Regions from separate parts of the Homo sapiens genome. Here region 2 is linked to region 1. A link is a contact called in ENCODE Hi-C or POLR2A ChIA-PET data. All regions are on one chromosome and are shown on one strand. The core of a region is the stretch at or near the end of the contact, and the rest is flanking DNA. Distances in the headings are between cores, read along the strand shown.

What was found. A loop is a pair of places that touch in the nucleus more often than their neighbours do. ChIA-PET counts read pairs that join two places held with the same protein, here RNA polymerase II (POLR2A). Pooled maps may share reads with other maps.
Region 2: a pooled map shows a loop between it and region 1 (14-fold over the local background). The contact joins the promoter of USP15 here to the promoter of LLPH-DT in region 1. A Hi-C loop is called at or near these places in 1 of 37 single-sample maps with no recorded cell type and 6 of 50 pooled maps. POLR2A ChIA-PET finds 5 or more read pairs at or near these places in 1 of 52 experiments (activated B cell).

What each region holds. Positions count from the first base shown.
Region 1 is chr12:66,129,373-66,132,072 of GRCh38, forward strand. LLPH-DT (LLPH divergent transcript) reads left to right here and starts at 1,379. Exons shown (of 2, transcript NR_125724.1): 1 at 1,379-1,603. It overlaps LLPH (LLP homolog, long-term synaptic facilitation factor), which reads right to left and starts at 1,378. Exons shown (of 3, transcript NM_032338.4): 1 at 1,333-1,378. RefSeq lists enhancers at 1,102-1,251, 1,292-1,401.
Region 2 is chr12:62,258,968-62,261,667 of GRCh38, forward strand. USP15 (ubiquitin specific peptidase 15) reads left to right here and starts at 1,437. Exons shown (of 22, transcript NM_001252078.2): 1 at 1,437-1,536. The coding sequence starts at 1,448. It overlaps MIR6125 (microRNA 6125), which reads left to right and starts at 1,392; the gene lies at 1,392-1,487. It also overlaps a transcript of TAFA2 not described here. RefSeq lists enhancers at 693-762, 1,313-1,672, 1,893-1,942, 2,666-2,700 and silencers at 1,023-1,082, 1,163-1,272.

The DNA of each region.
Region 1 (2,700 bases), core at 129-2,628:
CCTTGCATGTCTTTTTTCTTTTTTTTTTTTTGAGACAGAGTCTTGTTCTGTGTCCCAGGCTGGAGTGCAGTGGCGCGATCTCAGCTCACTGCAACCTCCACCTCTCAGGTTCACGCCATTCTCCTGCCTCAGCCTCCCGAGCAGCTGGGACTACAGGCGCCCGCCACCACGCCTGGCTAATTTTTTGTATTTTTAGTAGAGACGGGTTTTCACCGTGTTAGCCAGGATAGTCTCGATCTCCTGACATTGTGATCCGCCCGCCTCGGCCTCCCAAAGTGCTGGGATTACAGGCTTGAGCCACCGCGCCCGGCTGAATTTCTTTACAAAATACAGAAATTTAATTTCCCCAGAATGCAACAGCGTCATCACCTTACATTTATGCAACAGCTTACAAATTACAAATGATTTTTATAAACACTTCACCTCATCTTCATTATCCATCCTCTCAAGCCAACTTAACGACTGTAAACTTATCTATTCCTACTCTTGTTTTCTTTCCACTCAGTTCCGCCCTAAATCCTCCACAAGGTGCTCAGTGTGATCTTTTAAAAAAGCATTCACTGCCTTTCTTCGAGTTCTTTAAAGACCTCCTCCCTCATATATATTCAAGATCTACAAGGTCATTTGTGATCTGTCCCCTGCCTCCTTCAACTCTATTTCATTTCATTCTCCATCCCCATCCCCGCAGGCACCAACTACGTCTGTAAAGAGTCCAAACTATCTCTACGTCAGTGCCTTCATATTTGCTGTCCCTATGCCTGGCAACTGCTCTTCTCAAGGCTTGCTCCTTCATTCGCTACCTCAGAAAGGACTCCTCTGACCTCCGTAAGCTCCCTTCCCTGCTTATTAAGTGTTACAACCTGAAACCATTGTTTTCTGTCACGCCCCCCGACCCTCTCCCCAGACTGTAGACTCCACGAAGGTAGAGGGAAAGGTCTTGTTCACTGCTGAATCGCACACTTTTTGCATACTTGTTGAACGAACCACTAACATTTTTTGAACGCCGGCAATCACAGTCATTCCGCTCCCTTGTCTACATAACTCAACCCTTGCGAGGGGCTAGGAAAGCGGGCGGCAAACAACCTTGAGGGCCGAAGTTAACTTCAGCGGGAGTGAACGACAGGGGTGGGCTCCACTTTATCCAGTGCACTCGGAAGCCGGAGGGCCCCCACCAAAAAGAGCAAGGGGAACCCTCGCCCTCAACAAGGCCTGCATCTCCGGACTGGAGCTCAAGTATAGCCCAGCGAGTGTCAAGAAACGAAATTCTCCAAGGGTGGCGGAATCAAGCCCCAAGTCCCATGTGTCACTGGACCGGTGAGGAACCGAACTCACCTGAGAAACGAACACCCACACCTCACGCTCACGCCGACCGGAAGTCTTTGCACTTCCGTCTTCCGGGCGGAGGCCACCCGGGGCGGACGCATTGCACGCCGGGAGACAAAATGTCTCAAGAAGCCTTGAGAGGCGGGATTTTGGAACCCGGGCGCTGACGAGCTTCCGCCATTGGTGTGATCGCGGACCTAGAAACTTGGTCCGTCCCATACAGGTGTAGAAGTCGGATTTGGAGAATGCTGACGGGTGTCCGGTCAAGGTTAGGCCCCAGGTAGGTCCGCTTTCCGGACGTGGGCAGGGTAGCCCCGAGACTAACCTATGGAGTGAACCTGGCCAGGGGACCCTACTTGTCAGATAGGGAGCTCCGAGCCGACCTTTAGATCTGACCTCAGCGTTTACATGATACTCATGTATTTCCTTAGATCAAGTCAGCCTAGATCAGGTGTTCTTCCAGAGGCCGTATTGAGATCATTTTTATTTGCAGCCTGTGCATTTTCTCATCTCGGGTGATGGCCTCACAGATGTACACATATGTAAAACCGTATCAAACTGCACACTTTAAATATGTGCAACTTATTGCATGTCAGTTATACTCAAAGCGGTTACCAAAAACAGAAAACAAGCTTTTCCTACCCCAGAGAAGAATTTAAAGGGTAAAATGATCAAAGGATTTCAGTTCTATCAATGTTTACCTGTCTGATCACTTACGTATCAGACACAATGCTAAGCCTAGGACGATTGTCTTAGCTCACGAATAACACTTACTGTACAACTATTTCTACTGGCATAGGCTTTGGAACCATATAGGTCTGTGTTGTACTCTTGCTTCCAACACTTGTGAACGATATGGGTGAGTAATTAATGTCATAAGGGCCTGAATTTCCTTGTCCCTAAAGTGAACATAATACAACCTAATTGATGCTGTAAGAGTTCAACAAATGGTACCCTTTTTACATTATAGTTTCAAAAGTATAGCTACACAGTACTATTTGTAAGCAATGTTTCTAGAGATTTACGACATATACCCAAAAAACATGTCTTTAATGATGGCCTGGTAAACTCCTGCTGGTTGCCAGAAAAAGGGGTTCTGAGGCAATCTATGGGTACCTTTTTTCTTTAAATTTGTGTCCTTTATGAAACCATGCATAGTATGGAAATTACTGAATTCAGAATATAGCAAGGTTAAAGAGGCTGAAAAAAACCTAGAACATTTGATATAAAAAAAGGAAGCATGCCTAAGAAACCTGGTTTATTTAAATGAGATTTCGTTCTTATAAAGCAAGTGAATTTCTGTTTTACAAGTTAACCATATACTGTACCTCATCTTTCAAATGAGAAGTTAGCTACCTCACCCAAAAATATAAGTGC
Region 2 (2,700 bases), core at 187-2,686, 3.9 Mb before region 1:
TCAAGGTTGGCATGATAATGCAAAATAGTATTATTACGCAGAAATAAGCAATCATAATCATAATACTGATATACACAAATCATAATGCCAATATACACTACTTTCACTTGGATTCAGCACTTCCTACTAGCATAACTACACCTACCTTTATCGCATTCTCACCAAATGAGTTAGGGTTTAAAATGGGCAAACGAGAAATGATGTGGGGATTCCGGCCCATCTTTTAGACTTTTCACATCAATATGGTATGTTAAAATCACACCCCTGGACATCATGCTCGGGAATACTTAAGTAATTTTGCCACAATTCATTTACTAAACAAATATTTAGGTAATTTTTACATGTCCATCAGTACTGTGCTAACCACCAGGTGTACAAAGGCTAAAACAAAAGATGAACCCAGTTCCAGCTCTTAAAGAGTTTACATTTTAGTTCAGGCTTTCAGAAGGAGAGGCAGTGAGTGTGCTATACTGTATAGCATGTGGGCTCTTGAACCAGCCTCTCCACTCACCTCTCCACCTGCTGTGTGACCTTGGCATTTGATTTTTAAGCGACTCGATTTTCTATTTTGTAACATAATCGTTGACTTCAAATTAAAGACATATCTAGTTTCATTTCAGGTGTACGGCACCATACGAAGATGGGGCTAAGAAAATGTTACTATCCTGTATAAACAAGAGGGTTTCTCGCACGTTTTCTTCCTTTAGTATCTGGCATTATTCAATACTGTCCATATTCTACTCCCTGTTCACCGATGAACTGGGACATGTTTTTCACTGCAGCTTAGTCGTCTGGGTGTGCCTGGGGAGGCGTCACAAAGAGCCTATAAAGGGTCCCCACCTACAACGGGAGTAAGAGCGCTGGAAGGAACCCAGGAAGGGCATGGAGACCAAGCGTTCGGTTTCGGAGTGTTTTTTGTGTGTGCCCATATTCACCGAGCTTGGGTTCTCCCACTCGTAACGAAAAGCCCAGTCACTGAGCTGCTACATTTTCTGCCATATCTTAGCCGTCCCCACGCCCCCACACCACCGCCCCACCCTACCTCACCCTCAAGCGTGAGTGAATGCGCAAATAAGGGTTTTCAAGGCGTCAGTGGGAAAGAGGGAGGGGAAGGCAACGCTGAGGACGGGAGGACAGGGCGGTGGCATCCCTCTAGCGAGAGAGAGCCAGAGCCCTCGGCGGCGAGGAAAGCTAAAACCCGGCAGTCCCGGGCCAGAGGAGGCCAAGGCAAGATGCTGGACGGGCGGGGACCGATGGGGGGCAGCAGACCATGGCCGCGCACCCAGTGCGCCCCCGGGGCCTCCTCTTGTCCCGAGGAGCACCCCCGCTCCCGGTGTCTTTTGGTTTCGACCGGCCGACTGGGAGGGGCCGTGGGACGCCATTCCCATAATGCTCTGGGGCGTGCCGCCGCCGTCGCTGCCACCTCCCCTACCGCTAGTGGAAGAAGATGGCGGAAGGCGGAGCGGCGGATCTGGACACCCAGCGGTCTGACATCGCGACGCTGCTCAAAACCTCGCTCCGGAAAGGGGACACCTGGTAAGAGAAAGGGGTTGAGATGCCCGCGGTTGCCCGAGGATAGTGGAGAAGTGGGCGGGAGCCGCGAGCTGGTTCTTTCGCTAGTGACAGGTGCGGGCAGGTCCGGCGGCGGCCGCCGGGGCAGCGGGATTTTGGCCGCTTCTGAAATGTTGGGGCAAAGGTTGGACTCTAGATGAGGGTCAGGGTTCTTGGCTTGCCAGGGCATGCTGAAAGGTATCCGGGGAGCGGCGGCGGCGGCGGTTCTGACTCGTGCGGTTCTCTTCGTCCTCCTTCCTTCCGTAGTGCCGCTCCCACCTCAGGCCTTCCCGAATGATAGGTTATAGTGGTTTGGTTTGAGTCTTATATACGCCGTTTTGACAGGTCCCGGTGCCGCGGCTTATCACGATCTCACCGGCTTTACTTCTCTGTTCATTTCCTTTCCTAGAATTGTCGGCGTCCAAGTTCCCTTTTATTCTGATTCTTGGTCTTCCGGGAGGCAGGCTGCAGGATGTTTGCGGTCTGTACTACACAGGTGGCATGTCAGGGCTCCACATAAGAGAAAGAAACCCTAGTTTCCAGTTCCTTGTCAAAGGAGGGAGAGGAGTAGGGAACCTTGGGCTTATGAGAGACCACGTGGTCTTGTGCTTTAGTGGTGGCTTGATAGAAGCCGGCAGCGTTTCTGTTAGACGTGCAGCCCTTCCCTTCTGTTTGAAAGATAATGTAGGCCTGCAAAAAGTAGATAAGTCCACTTGAGGCTTAACTAACTGCTAATATTCAAACTTGTAAAATACCAAAGGTTATACATTTAAAATACTGAAGGATGTATGTGGACATTTTCACACTTGTCGACCATATCAAGTGGCATCTACAATAACTTAAATATGTGAATATGTAACATAATTTAAAATTCCTTATTTTTTGGGAAGCATAATGTGCCTCTTCATTATAATAAAACATATTTTCACTTTCCACTGTTACCATAACAGTAGTATATAATTCATAGAGTGTTTCAGTATGGCATAGTGAAAGGAACAGTAAGATTTAGACCTGAGTTATGTCACAGTTTCACCACTCAACTTGCAGTATGGCTTTGAGGAGAGTTAATTTAAATCATTGCACCTCATTATCTTCATGCTGTAAAATGGACAGTAATTTTATTATAAGGATTTTATCTTGATTCGTTTT